2 separate regions of the Mus musculus genome follow, and region 2 is linked to region 1. A link is a loop called in an ENCODE intact Hi-C map of the cell type or tissue named here. Cell type or tissue: left cerebral cortex. All regions are shown on one strand. Links, peaks and the distances in the headings refer to the core of each region. The heading gives the core; the rest is flanking DNA. Region 1 has its middle 56 kb from the start of 1700062C10Rik. Region 2 overlaps Lrrc3b (leucine rich repeat containing 3B).

The links. Peaks named below come from ENCODE experiments on the same cell type or tissue, not always from the same donor. Only the 100,000 strongest peaks of a DNase experiment are listed, where the experiment ranks them.
Region 2: a loop joins it to region 1, with 5 times the contacts of the local background. A loop is called at or near these places in 2 of 42 quality-filtered maps.

Annotation. Positions count from the first base shown.
Region 1 is chr14:16,089,085-16,098,184 of GRCm38, reverse strand. No RefSeq gene overlaps it. Among named protein-coding and RNA genes, the nearest start is that of 1700062C10Rik, 56 kb to the right of the region's middle. In left cerebral cortex, for the core only: no CTCF peak of the experiment used is centred there; DNase peaks (open chromatin) are centred at 4,813 and 5,209; H3K27ac peaks cover 390 bases.
Region 2 is chr14:15,406,051-15,415,150 of GRCm38, reverse strand. All of the region lies in intron 1 of Lrrc3b (leucine rich repeat containing 3B), which reads left to right. Among named protein-coding and RNA genes, the nearest start is that of B230110C06Rik, 27 kb to the left of the region's middle. In left cerebral cortex, for the core only: a CTCF peak has its summit at 3,980; DNase peaks (open chromatin) are centred at 2,324, 3,817, 4,211, 5,947 and 2 more places; H3K27ac peaks cover 3,066 bases.

The sequences.
Region 1 (9,100 bases), core at 813-8,812:
CACTGGCAGAGCCTCTCAGAGGTCAGCTATACTGGAGTCCTGTCAGCAATCACTTCATGGCAACAGTAATAGTATCTGGATTTGTTGTCTGCAGATGGGATTGTTCCCTGGGTGGGGCAGTCTCTGGATGGTCTTTCCTTCAGTCTTGCTTCACTTTTTGTCCCTGTATTTCCTTTAGACAAGAACAATTCTGGGTTAAAATTGTTGAGATGGGTGGGTGGCCCCATCCCTCAAAGGGGGGCTGTGCCTATCCACTAGATATCATATCTACAGGTTCTATCACTCGTTTGTTGGGTATTTCCTCCTGGGCTTGGAAACCTCTTGCTTAGGGAACAGTTTTTAACAGAATATCAAGATAAAACAAAGCAATATCTATGTGTAACATTTTAAAGATGAACAAATGAACTCAGGAAACTACTAACAACATTGTTAACTTTTTTTGTGAATAGTGGTGTTATTTTATTTCTTTAAACATTTTTCTATTTATATCTGTTTTTAGTGTTTAGTAAATCTATAATTAGAAAAAGAAAGCTTAAAATTATGAATTGAGAGGAATCCTTTGTCGAACAGCCAGCAGGTTTGGTTCTGGTCATACAGGTGACTCTTGGCAAGCACTGACTCACTCACTCAGAAAGCAAGGTCAGGAACTATTCAACACTGCTGTGGAAGTTTTGTAGGGAGCAAGGGCACAAAAGGTTTAGGCAGAGAACCCAGACATCTCTAGATCCTTTCTCTGTTAAATTATGTGCCTATTCAATTCACTCAAGTTTGTGCAAAATCTAATGTGAATAATTAATTTCATGTGGGGTCAGATATTCTCTGATTATGTGGCCCTGTACAGTGGCTCCTGAGAGTGAGTCCTGAGACTTAGTACCTTGTAGAAGTTTTCACAACGTCTTTAAATTCTACCATTGGAGGTAATGTAAAAAATAAAATTGCTAAAATTATTTATAAAGCAAAGTATATTCACTCTTTTGGTGTTAAAAATCTCCTGTCTTTATAAAATGATCGTGACAGGGTGTGTGTGTGTATGTGCATCTTTGTGTATGTTGTTTGTATGTGCATGTGTGTATGTGTGTGTGAGTGTGTGTTTGAGAGTATATGTATGGTGTAGGTATATGCATGTGTGCGTGGTGTGTGTGTATGTGTGAGTGTATATGACCATGTATGTGTACTTGTGTGTATGGATATATGTATGTGTGTGAGTGTGTATGTGTGTGTGACCATGTGTGTGTGCATGTGTTTATATGTGTGTGTGTGTGTGTGTGTGTGTGTGTGTGTGTGTGTGGTGTGTATGTGTGTATATGAGTCTGTGTATGTGTGTGTTTCGGTGTGTGTATGTATGTGTGTATGTGTATGAATGTGTGTATGAGTATGTATATGGTGTTGTGTGTCATGTGTGTATTTGTGTGGTGTTTATATGTGTGTATATGTGTGTCATGTGTATGTGTGTGGTGTGTGTATATGTGGATGTATTTCTATATGTGGGTGAATATATGTGTGGGTGGTGTGCATGTGTATGAGTGTGTGTATGTGTGTATGAGTGCATATGTTTCAGTTGGTGTGGTGTGTGTATGCATGTGTGTGTATGAATGTGTGTGTGTATTTACATGTGTGTCACAGAGAGAGAGAGAGAGAGAGAGAGAGAGAGAGAGAGAGAGAGATATTCTGTCATTTGGCAAAAATACAAAATTGCTTCTGCAATTGTGAAGGCTGAGGCCCTGAACTGGATTTAGAATAGTCTATAGTCTGGAAAGAAAGAGTCAGAGTTTAAATTTATTATTATTATTATTATTATTATTATTATTATTATTATTATTATTATTATTTTGTAGTCCGTAACATGTGTATGTTCTCACACAGATATTTCTTAATCTTTAATAATGGTAGGAGAATTTTCTTTCAGGTATATAAAATGTTCTCCTTCTCATAAAAAATCTAGAAAAATGACCAGCAAATGATCTCCTTCTAAGAAACCTTGCACAGAGTCAGAGCACAGTCAAAAGTTATGATTTTGGTACTGGTTACGTGGGATAATCTACAGCATGTTTAACAGCACATAGTCACTGAGATGATCCCATTAGATAGCGATTGTTTGAGGAAATATAGTTCTCATCAGTACAGTCTTTTAAAACTGAATCTTAGGGATTTTACTGAGGCTTAGAGGAACAATTTCAAGTAAATTCTCACATTTTGAGAACTTTTGCTTTAATTCAATGGGATTGCTGAGTTATTGCCATTGAATTTAAGGTATGAATTCCTAGGGCAAAAGAAGGGCTAGGAGTATTCTAAGAGAAGCTCAGAGCATCAGGTGCTGAGAATGATGACCCCATCATGGTGGCTCATGACATGGCACCCTCATCTCTGACAGTGCATCTGCTTTCCCTACTCACTGCTCCTTCTGATCAGCATCTTCTTTAGAGGTTCCCTGCTGCATTGTTGCTAGTTCTGAACCACTTCCTTATCCTCTAGGTCTGAGAAATAACCTATGTCTTTGCAATGGTCTGAGGAAAAATGGTCTCCATAAACCTACACATTCAAAAACGTAGTCACCAGGAGGAAGTGTGTCACCAGATCTCTCTCTCTCTCTCTCTCTCTCTCTCTCTCTCTCTCTCTCCCACTGCCTGCAGCTCACTATGTGTCTCTCAACTACTTTTCCAACACCATGCCTACCTGCACAACACCGTGCTCCCTGCCATGATGATAATAAAACTAAACCTCTGGAAGTGTAAGCCAGCCCCCAGTTAAATGCTTTCTCTTACAAGAGTTGCCTTGGCCATGGTGTCTCTTTATAGCAATAGAATACTGAATCCTGACCAAGAAAGTCCTTTGGAAGCCTTTGCTACAATAAGCAACAACAATACATACAGTAAAATAGAAACTATAAAACCTCATTGTCTCACAGATCATCTCTGAAAGATCTATATGTTATTATGAGTTCTTTAATTTTCTTTGTCCTAATAAGACACTCACAATGCATTCATCCAACTCAGAGTAGTAGTTACATTACAGTAAGTCCAGACAAACCATGTTCCCAGAGTTTGTTGGTTGGTGTTGAGATTTTCACCATCAGTGTCAATTGTCCATTGTTTGTCTCAGTGGAAAGAATTTGTGTGTTCTACAAAGATATGCTTTGCTAAGTCGTATTCGTGATTCTGAGAGAGGGTTGTCTGTACTGAGGCAAGGGCCTATTCAGCAATGATTTATAAGCATCTTCGATGTGTAAAGCACTGAGTAGAGAGGATTGAATTGTAAGGTTTATGATGTTCACCAGAGAGGTAGTAATGAAGACACCACCTTCCAAAGTCACAGTATAGAGTAAAGGTAAGCTTTTCCTATTGAGGTTGTAAGCCACACATGATTTGTAATCTTCTTAATACAATGCATCGAAGCAGAAGCTAGTTTATATAAAGCATGGAGTACCCACATGATGAAGCACGAGCTCCTCTTAGGAGGCCAGGTCAGGCCACGAGTCACCGAGCACTAACCAGTGAATAGCAAGCATTTTGAAAGTTGTCTGGGGGCATCTATAGAAAATAAGTGAAAGAAAAAGTTTATTAAGCTCCCACATTCTGCTGTGCCTTAAAGTATGTAAGAATAAGAATAAGCTTTGTCTTTTGTTTGAGCTGGTGTTTAATGGTAGAGGTGTGTGGGATTGGAAGTTTCAAAGCCTACTTTTAATAAGGGTTCTCAAATGCTTCATTTCCCCACTTCTAGGCCACAGTTCAAAGCTAGGGGAGAAAAGATGGTAAATAGAACAATGGAATGTAGACCTGTTTAGAAGTATTTCTTTGGGGCAATTCCAATCTCCATTGTCAGGATAGTAGCAGTCCAGTTTAGTAGTATCAGGATACCAAACATGGATCAGCAGCAGTGGCATGATCTAGCAGAAAGAGCCAGGCCTCAACTGAATCAGCACAAGTCAGCAGGAGTGACTAGAATCAGCTAGGACACAAGGAGAAGTTCTCTGTCATGCCTCTTCCAGTGAAGTGAAGATCAATGAAGTTGTAAGACCAATGAAGTATTGCAAGACTAGATATGCAAGCGCACCATCACTGTCCATTGAGTCCTATTTATACTCTGTCTAAACATCATGTGTTCTCCCACAGGTCTTGCCTCAGCAAAACATCAGGCTAGTCTGCATCAGAGAAACACCAAATGATTCTGTATAACATGACATAACCAGAAACTTCCACATCAGAGGTGCTCTGAGAACTTCTACAGTTGTCTATTAATTTATACTGTATTTGTACTTGAAGTCTGGGCACCATGTTCTGGAGGAATGGTTGAAATGACTCTTGATATATTCTTCTCTTCTTCTTCTTCTTCTTCTTCTTCTTCTTCTTCTTCTTCTTCTTCTTCTTCTTCTTCTTCTTCTTCTTCTTCTTCTTCTTCTTCTTCTTCCCCTTCCCCTTCCCCTTCCCCTTCCTCCTCCTCCCCCTCTTCCTCCTCCTCCTCCTCCTCCTCCAGTCATCCTCCTCCTCTTTCTCTCACAGATGATACTTTGGACTAAATTTTTTTTAATGTTTTTGAAACCTCAAGACTCATGTCCTTTCTACTAGCAGAGGCTGAAAAAAATGCTTTTAGTCACTATGTGATGCTCAGCATAGAATCCAATAGAATTCCAGCTCAGCTAGACTCCAAAGCATTTTCTGGTGGAGCTGGTGGATGAAGCCCAAAGTGTCAGCATGCATAGCTAGAATTTCACACTCTACCAGGTGGTCTAGGGCAGAACACTGTGGGAATGACCCAAACAAAGAAGAAGGACCATATTGCTGCACACAAGGTGAGAGGCAGCATGTCCAATCTTAGGGGCCTTAGGACTCTGAGGTGGAGGCTGAGAGAGCCAGTTATTTGAGACTCAAATTGTTGGCACAGATAGGCTGAAGGCTCAGCAGGGAGAGAAGAGAAGCAGAAAGCTTTCCAAGAAGAAGCTGTAAACTGACCTACTTATTCTGACGATGAGATTTGCTTCTGCTTCCCCACAGGCCAAGCCCAGGTTCCCTGACATGAAATCCAAGCACTCACTGGTAAGGACGTAGAGACTAGGGATTTTTTTCAAATGCTTGTTTTTCTTTTTTCCCCCAGTAAGGATTCTTTGCCCTACTGGGTGATAACTGTGCCCAGCCTGGAAATAGTCATGGTAATGAGGATTATTTGTGTGGCGTCAACAAGTCCAGAAAGGAGTGGACAGACAGCATGACCATCTGGTTTCTGTGATCTTCTCTCGCACAGGACTCATAGAACCTATGGGAACATATGGGAGGAGAGTGGGAGGATGAGGGGGCTGGAGGAACAGAGGCAGGTGCCAACCTGTCCTTTCATTTTCCTGAGCTCTCTGCCAAAAAACATTTACTCCTCTCTTTTAGTGGCAAGAATGACCCTTTTCAAATCTTTTTGTGTCATAATTTGGGATGTCCGTTTCTTAGACGTATAGGGCAAGCTATAATACAGGCCTTATTGGCAGAGAAACTGATGACTTGTGAGTAGCTGGCTCTTTATGGTGGTATGTGACAGTATGTTAGGATGTAAATGGCATCTCTGAGTTCTATCTACCATGAGAGTAACCTCTACTCTTCCACAGCTGCCTCCAGGCACTAGCAAATGCTCCAAAGGGATAGCTATGGGCTATAGGGTTGTAGCAGGTTAACCTGGGCAGAGGCTGAACATACCAGCTGGCTGAATTTGAAACAGAGGAATGGATAGGGATTTTATGCTAACCATTCATGATATCTTTGTTGAAGAAATGTTCATCATACAGCATCAGTCTACAAGTCAACAACTTAGTGTAATTACTAAAGTAGCAATAACAAATGCACACCTGAATCTAAGGTGGCATCCTTTCCCTTTAAATATTTCATCTTTATTATTTGATTTGTGTGTGTGCCGTGTGCTGTGTGCTGTGTGTGTGTGTGTGTGTGTGTGTGTGTGTGTGTGTGTGTGTATGTTAATCCAGAAGATGTGAGATCTCTTGGAACTAGAATTATAGGTGGTTGTGAGATGCCTTATATGGGTATTCAGAACCAAAATCAGGCCTTTTTTTCCCATCTGAGAATGAGTCCACAGCCTTGTGGATGGCAGGCAAGAACTCTAGAACAGAACTGCATCTCCAGGATTTTCCTCAAAGGCCGTAAATTATCTGAGTCTGTGTCTGTCTACTCTGAGGATGGTGCTGAGTGCTGTTCAAATCCTCCCTGATCCTGAGAGCTTTCCGTGATGCTGGCTCATGGTTCAGCCTCTGGGCAGGAATCACCCTCACCTGAAAGGAACTGCCATGGTTTCTTGCTTCTTAGGAATGACCTATGCCAGTGATTAGGGTTTCTGAGGGGAGGGCCTGTTATTCAACTGGGACTAAACTTAAGGGTGAGTCCAGTTCTACAACTTCTGTAATAAAAGTTCAGCTAAACTAAGTGTGGCAACTGTATTCAAGTTCTAAGTCTCCTTGGGTTGAATTCTTTATTCCTTTGTATTGGCTGTGAGGGTTAGTCAGGACTTTCTTCATGTCCAGACTGTTTCTGGAACCCAGGGTGGACTCCTATCTTAGTTACGGTTTCTATGACTATGATTAAGCATCATGACCATAAATAACTTGGGGAGGAATAAGTATATTCTTCTTACAGTTCTCAGGTCACTCTCACTGAGGGAGTCACAGCAGGAACCCAAGTCAGGTGTGAGGAGGTAGGAACTGAACCACAGAACCAAGAAGTGCTGCTTCTTGTTCACATTGGCTATACAGGCACAATCATCTCTAAACAGTCTGATTTTGGTCTGTACTCTGGAGACAAAATACATCTTTGTGCTGTTTGAGTCTGTTATTGGAAGCTTTTGTATTAGTCAATGGAGACTAAATCATGCTGCAAAGATAGACTCTTTTAGCAGCGTAAATCTTTTGGATTGGCAAAAGACCATCACTCCACAGAAAGAATATGTTTTAATCCCTGTTCAGATGTGACAAAGATATGTATGGAAAATTTAGTTTTTGCAGAGGGTAGAGCCATGATCTGTAGAGAATGAGGACAGGTCAAGTCTTGAAGCTGCAGAATCCCAGAGACAAATGCAGGGCATGTCTACAGTGCAGGGTCTCGGTTACATTGTCTTCCCTGCAGGATCTCCAGATTTCAGTGGACTGAAGGCTGTCATGTGCCTTTTCATCTTTGGTCTTTCTAGATGAAAGAGTTCACATCTGAATCTAGGAAGTGCTTATTTTATAGCTATATTTTTTCTTATTAAAATATCCTGGATATGAGAGAGGCAGAACACCTATCCCTTTAGTTCCTTCAAGTGTTAATCAAGAGTTATGTGCAGGTTACATAAACTAGCCAGCATAAGGCTGCCGATGATAAGTTTCTCCTCCTCCCTGTTTAGTGGATCTTCTCCCTCTAGGGAATTCCAGTCTTGGGGCACTTGCCTCCCTTTCCTGTGCCCTTCCTTCCTCCTTTCTCCAGTGCTTACTTCCTCCCCCCATTTCCTCTCTTCTCTTCACTCCTGTTCTCTTTCTATTACCTTGATTCCTACTGCCTCCCTCCTCCTCTCCTCCATTTTTTACTGTTTTGTCTCTGTTCATTTGTAAGTCTCCTGGTAACTAAACTTGCTCTATTTAGTGTGTACAGCCCTGGCCAAAATTTCTCTTTATTTGAAGACAGTTTTAATAAACTCTTCTCCATTTTTTCTACTCACATATATGCTTATATCTTTTCTGATCCCAGGTTTCAAGGCTGGATACGTGTTTGTACCACAGTTCAGCCTGTCTTTGAGTGTGGAGTGTGCTTGTTTGAATCACAATGGCTTCCAGTTTCTGTATTAGTTACTTTTCTATTGATGTGAACAAACACATTGAGGAAGGAAACTAATCAGCATTTAATTTCAGGGTTTGCATACAGTTTCAGAAGATGAGACTTTGAACATCACAGCAGGGATCATGACATAAATCAAACAGAAAGAACACACAGAAAAAGAAAGACAGACTGGGAGAGGAGGAGGGAGGAAGGGAAGGAGAGAGGGAGAGGGAGAGAGAGAGGGAGAGGGAGAGGGAGAGGGAGAGGGAGAGGGAGAGGGAGAGGGAGAGGGAGAGGGAGAGGGAGAGGGAGAGGGAGAGGGAGAGGGAGAGGGAGAGGGAGAGGGAGAGGGAGAGGGAGAGGGAGAGGGAGAGGGAGAGGGAAACTAACTGGGAATGGCATGGGGGTTTTGAAACTTTAAAGTATACATGTAATAACATATGTCCTACAACAAGGTCATACCTCCTCTAACAAGGCATCTAAACCTTCCAAACAGTGCCACCAATAGCAGACCAAACATTCAAATATATAATCCTATGGTGGTCATTAAGTCATCACCAGGAGTGTAGAGCCAAGCCTCATGTCTTCTTCTGTGCCTGATGTTTTAACTGCCAACAGTGGTTTGGGACTCCATCTATATCACTTGCTATCATGGCTAATACATTCTCATTTCTCTGTAGCTCTCTATTTTGGAACAGTCTCATTGTTTAGGAGTGCCATTCTTTACTTCTTGGCCCAATTTGAATAGTGTAGATGGAAGCATTTTTGTTCATATCTCTTTTTTTCTTTTAACTTTTTTTATTAGATATTTTCTTAATTTACATTTCAAATGGTATCAGTAAAGCCCCCTATACCCTCCCCCCACCCTGCTCCCCAACCCACCCACTCCTGCTTCCTGGCCCTAGCATTCCCCTATATAATATGATATTCACAAGGCCAAGGGTTTCTCCTCACACTGATGGCTGACTAAGCCATCTTCTGCTACATATGCAACAAGAGACACAGATCTGGGGGCTACTGCCTAGTTCATATTGTTGTTCCTCCTATAGGATTGGAGACCCATTTAACTCCTTGGGTACATTCTCTAGCTCATTCATTAGGGGCCCTGTTTTCCATCCAATAGATGACTGTGAGCATCCACATCTATATTTGCCAGGCACTGGCATAACCTCACAAGAGATAGCTATATCAGGATCCTGTCAGCAAAATCTTGCTGGCATATGCAATAGTGTCTGGTTTTGGTGGCTCTATATGGGAAGGATCCCAGGGTGGGGCAGACTCTGGATGGTCCTTCCTTCTGTCTCAGCTCCACACTTTGTCTCTGT
Region 2 (9,100 bases), core at 821-8,820, 680 kb after region 1:
CTGCCACATTGACGTGAAGAACCTTTTCCTTTGTTCCAGCCTCAAGTTTCTCTTCTACATTCTCATAGTGTTATGGTCCTGATACTCTGGGTTATGCTGGTATGGGAAATTTGAAGCAGGAGAAGCATAGAACCTGCTACTTAGCCACAACTCAGGGACACTGGTTTTGGTCCTGTGGAATACACAGCATTGAAACGCTGTCCAAAGCTATGTAGAGACTTTGTTCAGAGTTAAGCCACGAGGTGCAGCTTAAGTGCAACAAGATTGGCTTCAGGAAAATGACATCATGTCGCAGAATTAAGAAACATAGAGGCTTGCACAGCGGAATCTTGGTGGCTTTGGCTTATTGTACCTCTGCAAGACAATGGTGCTGTGATGAATGGCACTTGATGCTGAACACGTCTAGCTTGTAGATGGTCTATGTAATTTTCTTCCTCTGCTTACCTATGTGGAAAGTTTTCAACCTTTCCTATTTATAACCTTCTCATCCTTCAATCAATATAGAGAGTGTGTTGGCTCTGAAAGAGGCTTGATTTAAATTGAGGAGAAAGAGATAGGGGGTTTCAGAAATCTCAATTCATTATTCATGATGCTTAGAAAGAGGTGGATTTTTAGATGTGTGAAACTATCCTGGTGGAAACTGAATTAGGTAGAGAGCGTTGATGTTAGGTGTTACGAAGCTCTTGTTCCCTGATACCTTGTAGATAAGGTGCTGATATTTCCAGCCCACCCCCTCTGCCCCCATTTTCATAAGGATTGAAAAGAGGTTCTTTCATTTCAGAGGAAATGAACATACCCAGCTTAAGAAAATGGAGCCAGGCTTTGAATCTGGGGAAATTACTTTGAGCTCTAAAACTGTGTTCTCCTCATTTCCTGAAACTAAAACTGCTTCTATCTGCTTTTCTGCTTTTCCTTCTTGAGAGAACCAAAATCCTGCAGACATGGACAGGATATGGGGTTTCTTTGCAACTGCCTCAGAAGGTACCTTCCTGGAACTGTTCTCACCCACTGAGAAAGTGTGCAGAGCCCAAATAATCGTAGTCATAATATTATTATGGAAGCATTTTTCAGTTTTAATTTGTCTGTCTTAAATATGCAACACCAAGTTTGTCCTGTGAAGTGTGCTTTGGATAGAGCAACCCAGGACAGAAATAATGAATAGGCTGTCTGTCTCAGCTTCCAAGAGTATGCATTGCTCCATTAAAGCACCGTATGAATAAAAATTGAAATGCTTTGTGGGGAAGCACTACATTTGAGAAGAACACTATTGGAGCCATATATAGAGGACAGCCAGAAAATATCCTTCTCCCAGAGGATTAACACACAGTTTTCAGGGATGTTTCTGATGGGAGCCACTTATATAATCATGAAAAATAATCAGAAGACAGGGTTCAGGTTGTCCAGGGCACTGCTTTTGTTCTGTATCATCCAACACAATGCTGGGCTGTTGCAAATGGAAAAATCATCTCCCAGAATCTTAGACTGGCCTGAGCAGTCGTTTCCCTTGTGTGGAGAGCTGGGAAGCCTCTGATGTGCTCGTGGAGAAGGCACCATTTGCGATCTGAAGCTCACAGCAACACCTTGCTCCTCCTGATTTCTTCTGCGCTGTTTCTTGGGGAGGCTTTAACTCAGAGTCTTTTAACAAGAAAAGCTACACGAATGAAAAGAAGAAAACAATCCTAGATGCCAACTGAGCGCCTATTTTTACTGGACCCTTCTTGTTATATTTCTCAAAATAAAAATAGATGCAAGCTCCGGAGTTCCAGTTTTTTGACAGGAGATCTTGATGGACATGCTTTTCTGTCACCTGGGAAAACAAGCTCCTTCAGTTGGGCTCTTCATCTTTCATGCCCGCATTCAAAACTGCTCCTTCATGGCCCCCTCCTCTTGCCTCACCCACTCCCCATTGCCACCAGATCCATTTTCTGAAGATGCCACTTTAATTCAATAGCCTCCTTGTTTAGAGTTAGTTAACTCAACTATCTGTGATGCCACAAGCCTGGACGTGGTGCCACATCTATGTTCATGATGCTCATGATCAGCATGGTGGCCTTACTTCATGATGCTTTCCTTGTGCTTCCCTCCATCTCTGGTGGAGCGTATGCTCAGAAAATTCTCCTCTTTTGACCCTCAAGTATCCCATACTATTCCATCCTTTTCTGGCCTAGGATAGCAGCTAGTATAGAAGTTTCTGTTAACTATGCCTAGTGACTGTAACCCCCTGCCTTTTACATTCACTTCAGTGTTTTCTGCCTTACTCCATAGTCCTTATAGTGCTGTTTTCTATTTCAGTGTTGGTTTAAAAATAGCCACATGTCTAAGATGATGTCTCATACTTGGTACATCTCCCTCATCATTCAGATGATCACTGGGCTCTGAGCTTTGAGGGACATGTAACATGCTATAGCTGCTCTGTTCTTCAGCATCCACAAAAGTGTGCGGCTGGAAGGCAGTTCTCAGTCAGGATGACATGAGAGAAGCAACTGAGGGAGCCAGAGAAGAATCACTAAGTTCTGAAGAGAACTGGGGTTAAACTGGAGTGGGAGCATGCAATAAGCTTTTTGTGGGCCACAGCATTACCTTGATTCTAAAGGAGGGTGTCCATTTAATCTGTTGATAGACCAGGAATTTTATTCAGCCTCAAAGAAAAATGAAACTGTGATCATTGTGTTAGGTGAAATAGGCCATAGATAGACAAATATTGTATTTTCTCATATAGCAATATTGTGTGTGTGTGTTTATTTGTGCTGTGTATATGTAGGACATGGAAATAGTGAAAGGGGCTGTCTTGATTAGTTTTTTGTTGCGCAGATTAAACCATAACCAGGAAATGATTTGTTTTAGCTTACACGCTATTGTCCATCATCAGAGGAAGTAAAGAAAAAAGTTCAAGGTAGGGAGGGACTAGAAGTATGTAGGAATACTGCACAGTGGGTTACTCTCACTAGCGTGTTCAGCCTGCTTTTATCTTGTTTTTGTTTTTGTTTTTTAATCTAACTTCTGATCACCTGCCCAGGGGAGGCATAACCTGTAGTAGGCTTGGCCCTCCCACATCAATAATTAGTCAAGAGACTGCCAGGCCATACCTATTAGAGGTCAGTCTGATGGAGACAAATCCTTAGTTAAGGTTTCCTCTTTTCGGGTGACAAGTTGACAAAAATTAGGCATCACAGGCATCCTAAGAGGAGATGCAAAATCCTTACCAGTGGGGAGGAGAAAAACACGGGTAATGGAACACAGGGACATGAAAGCAGAAAGGGGTATAACAAGAAAGGAGCAAGGCAAGGAGGAAGGCAGTAGGGGAGGGAGGGGAGGCATGCAAGAACAAAACACTAAGAATTAACTACAGTTAGAACATTTGATTTGTACTCTGACAATGCCACATTACCACACTATAAGGTACTTAGGTTCTATTACTAACAAGTACCAGAGGTTGAAGGTTGAACCTAGATCTGGCTTCAGAGTTCACTTTCACTCTCACAGGCTTTTAGGGCATGGCCTCCTGCCATGCTGTACTGAATAGAGGTAAGCGGAGGCAAGTTTGCTGGGATAGTATGTGATCCTGCAGCACCTCCTGGACTATGAGAAGAAAACAGCCAGCTGAGGTAGCAGAAGCCCAGAGAAATCTGTATATACCCTTGGAAACCCAGTAGTATGGCCAGCTGAGGCTCTGTCCCTGCTGAGGATGGCAGGAGAACATCACCCTCTGTGGCAGCCTCTCCTTTTCTCACAGTCTCTGCCTTGGCACCTGTTCTTGGCATCATATGCTGCTGAGAAACGTTAGGTGTCACGTCATAGCTGTGAAGTTGGGTGGGAGACAGAAGCCAAGGAATGGCACCCTGGAGCTGGGAAAGAAAATGAAGGCAGGGGAGAGGCAGGAGAGCTTCTGTCGGCTGAGGAGATGTAGGAGGGCCGTGGCAGCTGCCTTGTTTGGGAGGTAAGCTTACAGCAGGAACACACAAAAACCCCTCAGTCTACACAGCCAACACTAGGGGACGATATGGGAACACCACAGATGATAACCAGAGGTTCTTAGACCCCTTGGCTGTGATGTCTGTTTCATGGTCTCAAGTGGTTTCTCTGATACCAGTTCAAAGCCAAGTTCTAGGTTATTAACCATCTAAGAACTATTGCAAAGAGCTTACGGAACCTATCGTGAGCTGAGGTATGTAAAGCCACAAAGAGATGCCACATTGAAGTCACGGCATTTAGTTTCTGAAGAGATGAGTCATATTATATGGGCAGTGAAGAGAATGCTTATAGTGTCCATACCTGGTGGCACCAGATGGCTCTATTTTTTTCCATGACTAATTAACAGCCTAAAATAGCCTGCATTTCCTAGATGGGGAGAGAAATGCAGAGCCTGGCAGAATTTCTGGGAAGCTCTTCTGTTCCCAGGCTATTTCTAATAACCTGCACAATAATAGAATGAAATGATGATTTAAAATCACTCCAAGATTGGTTGTCCTTGAACAATACTGGGATGGATTTATAAAGAATCCTAAAGTGGATACTCCTGTATTTCCCGGCTGCTGTGTCATCTGAAGCAAGTCAAACAAAGCAGAGGTGGACAGCGATAGCTATGGTTTCGGGAGGAGTCTGGTGTGGATAGCAAAGGCACTCACACAGTGCTCAAAGGTTTAGCACATCTACGTTCCAAGCTACAATCCATACAAATTAAATCAGAATTTCCAAGCAGGGAATATGGCATTGGTGGATTAAAACTTTTCCAGATGGTTCAGATGCTTGGCGACAAATAAGGTATGGTACAGGAAACCTTGAAGAAAGATGCCAATATGTCACAGAAGCACTTCACAGAAAAGAGGAATGGCAAAGGACAGCAGGGAGTAAGATGGACTCTGTTGGCAGAGAAAACAGAAGATGCAAAAGAGGGGCAAAGCTCATTATAACTGTGGCCGAGGGGCCTGAGGGAGAGCGGGGTGAATATGAGAGAGAAGCAGTATGCCTCCCGAGGGCCCTGAAATACCCAGACACTCAGATCTCACGGGCACTTTTATAGGGCATCTGCACAGAAAAGGAGCAATTGTTTGCTTAATGTTCATAGCGAAAAAATCCCAGAAAGAAAGCAAAAAGTGTAAGCTCCCTAACTTGAGCCATTATATTGCCCTCTCCGGGGGCTTTGTGTAGCATTCCCTGGGACATTTCTTTAAATGGACATTTCCCAACTGGAGTCATTGTGTTGCTATCTCCAGAGGTTTGTATAGTGTTCCTGGGTTGTTTCTTTAAATGGACTTGCTGATTTTTACTTAAATGTATCTATGTAAAGCTCCCTGTCTGTGTGTCCATCTTTCTATCTACTAAGTATCTCCTTAGGCAGAAAGCTATAGCCTTTTTCATAAGTAGAAGTTCAATTTTTGAAACCAATACCAGGGTGAAACAAGTCAGAGTGGTTCCTTGGATAATTGCTATTTATCCTGTATCTGAGGTGCTGTCCTTGTGTGGAAAAGGAAATCAGTAAATGGTGTTGAAACAAAACAACACCAATGGGGATAGGTCCTGAGGGTGAAACGAGGGAGTAATAGTAATGGCAGTTCACAGGCAGGTGGTGGGGACCCTGTCAGATCCCTGAATGGGGACGATGGGCATTTTGTCGGAGTTGCCCTGAGAATGTGAGCAGAGTTAGCCTCCTGTCAACTTGAATGCTAACATAAATGCAGGAGGTGTGATTGCAGAACCTGACAAAAATCACAACATCCCATCTCTAAAATGCTTTCAGATGGAGCCATCTCTTTTTATTCTGCCTACAGAAAAGGGCAGCCCCTCTTGGCTTGATGAAATGTATTTGCTTTGAATGTAAATGAACCAAACTTTGTACTTTACAGATGAAGAGACCATGACTTAGAGAGGCTGGGGGAGTGGTCAAGGTTTGTGTAGCCAATTCACAGCGGAGCTAAATCTCAAACTGAGCTTTGTTTGACTGCAAAGGCCTCATCTCCTTTTATACTTCCTCCCCCACAGTACTGTTCCTGGCTGTTCACTTCCCCAGATGATTTTTGGCTCAATGATTTATGAACACCCTAAAGAATCACTGCAGGGATGGAATTGATAATCTCTGTAAAACAAAGCCAGAGGCATATTGCTACTGCTGTTCTTGTTGCTGCTGCTGCTGATCCTGTCCCAAAAGGTGACATGAAGACTGGGCATGCATTGCAACTAATAGTTTAACGTCAAGTTAGTCCAAACACAAAATGGCTCAATACAGTATAAATGCTGTTGACATGATTATCTGAGGGTGTCTGAGGCAGGTGATGGAGTGGGGATTATTGCATACTTTGCTCTGCTGGGGAAGGGAGGGTTTATTTTGTTTTATATTTCCAGGAGATATGATCATGGCAGTAAAAGGACAATATAGGAGCAGGAGGCAGTCACATTGCAACCACAGTAAAGAAAGAGATAGATGAATGTCTGAGCTAAGCTCATTTTCCCCTTTGTATCAAATCTGGGACCCCAGACATGAATGATGCTGTCCACACTCAATTAACCTAGTCTAGATATTCCTTCTTCGATAAGCCCAGAAACTTGTTGCGCTGGTGATTCTAAATCTTCTCAAGGCACCAATTAAGATCTTTCTTTTAAGAACTTTAAGAACTCAGCTGACTGCATGTTAGCTGCCATCAATACATCCACTGATGGAGAAGCCCAGCAGACCAGATTAGGGGATTCCCAGGGACCAAGTCTCAGAAGAGACATTGACATCCTCTCCTTCAGTTACCATTTCATTGGCCAGAATTCAGTCACATAGTTAAAGTTATTTGTAAGGCAGGCCAAAAGAAAACAAATGAAGAAAAGAAAAACAATGGATTCTTGAAAGCATCCCAAGCAGAGAAGTAAAAGAAAGGCATTGTGTATAGAAATCTGAAGATGGAATATCAGACACTCATTAGCAAAGCCAGTTTGCCAGTGTGCCCATCTGAAACCACAATCAAGAGGTCCTGTTGCTTTCTATTCCAGAGTAATGTAAGATCAAAATTGGAGTGAAATGTCCTGTGCTTGGTAAAGCAAACAAGCTCTTAGTATGCCAGACACATAGTCCGAGACTAGGAGAGGGAAGCTAAGCTTAGATTCTAACTTTTGCCATTGTGTAGCTTTGTAATTCAGCTCACTCATCCAAGCACTGGGAGTTGAACAGCTTTAATTTCAGAATAAAAGTTTTGGTGGTACCTTCTTCATGGGGTCTGAAAGAAACAATGGAAAGCAAGAGATACCAAACAAGTATCCAAGTCCTTGCTCTGTCTATAGGTCAAGTCAGTTCAATGTGTGAATCTGCTCTCTGGCTATCAGCAGGGTGTGGTGACTTCAGGGCATAAGGATTCACACCCCCCCCCCCCCCAGTGTATCTCTCCTCCAGACGAGGCTTAACCTCAGCTGTCTCATTCCACCTCCATATTTGCTAAGTCACTTCTCTGAGTTGATGGTGTTAGTAATTTAAGCAAACTCATTCCTGCTTCATGCCTTGAAGAGCTCCAGAATTAGAGCAATTCATTAAACTAGCTCCTTTTGTTCCTTTTCCTTTGGCTAGAGTTGCTCGGTGCTTCTCAGTTCTAGCTGGGGCCCACATTGGCTTTGAGGTTGCCTTCTGAGCTACTCATTAGAGGATGGTTGTTTGGCCTTGGCTTTCTGTATGCTTTTGTGCCAGTATAGTTGTGAGTTGACAGGCATATAGTAGTGCAGAATGCCGCCCATATTCCAGTTGTTTCAGGTGAGGGTGTGTCTGCCTTTTTAAGCTTTAGTAAGCAGATAATAAGAAAGATTATAGAAAATCAGGACGAGACTTGATACATTGATTACACTATCTCCTGTGTTGTACCCAGGGCAGATTAGATCAAGATAATCTTGACTACCCCCTGATCAACCAACTGGCAGTGTCATCATTTATAAGATTAACTCAATAAAACACAATTCACAGCCAAAGTACCTGCACAGATGTAATAGTGTGGTTTACAAGCTTTCATGTGCACAGGACTCACCTGAGATTTAAAAAAAAAAAAAAAAAAAACAAGAGGCAGTGGTGGCTCCACCCAGGTTCCTGAGGCTGTTGGTAGTCCAGCGTCTAATATCCTGGGTTCAGGGAACTTCTGAGACAGGTCCCAATTTTACCAATCACTTATCTTTATACAAAACACTTTCAGATAATATATGTCTGTAGAAAATAACCAAGCTGCACTCATAAGAATAATCAAAAGTTGCAATCAGGAGAGAGCATTTTGTTTTTCCAGTCTACATTGTTTTTACCTAGTGCCTCCTCTAGGCCATTGAGAATAGGTGGATCTTAAGTGGTCTCATACCCATGTCTGTGTTTGCCCTGACCATGGAAAGGTGCAATGGGGGGGAGCAGGAGCCTTTTCTCTTGTGATCGTGGAATAGACCTATTAGGAACATCATTTCAAATAGATTTCTTTTTCTCTTTACTTTCTTTTTCCCCTTTAGCAGTGATAGGAAGCAAACCTAGGGCCTTCTACCTGCTAGGCAAATGTTCTATCATAGAGCTGAAACCCAGTGACTTACTTATTTATTATAATTATTTTAAGACAGGTTCTCACAAATTTGCTCAGACTGGCTTTGAACTCACTCTGTAGTCCAGGCTGGTTTTGAAGGTATGATCTCCCTGATCCAGCTTCCCAAGCAGTTGGGATTACATGCCTAGGCCACATTGCACAAACATTACCATTAATACTGCTTGTACTATGCTTACTGTTTGCCCACCTGCATACCACTGTTAGCTCCTTTAGATGCTCACAGAAATCATATGAGGCAGATTCCCTTGTGGTCTCCTCTACAGAAGAGAAATGGAGTTACATAGAGGCTAAATACATTCTCCAGATCAACTTCCCCTCAGTCAGCACGCCAGCTCCCGCTTATGTGATGCATCTTCCCTGGTTTGACATAGGAAGCTCTCACATTCACCTACATACAACTTTTAAGGGATCCTTCCACTAGTCTTTATCTTTTCGTAAATCTTTTGGTCTTCATTTACCAACTGAGAAATGCGCTTTGCAGTGCTCTGAAAACCTCTCAAGATTGTTGAGGAGTTGAAATAACACAATCCAGGAGAAATTCTATAAGTAACATACAGAGAAAG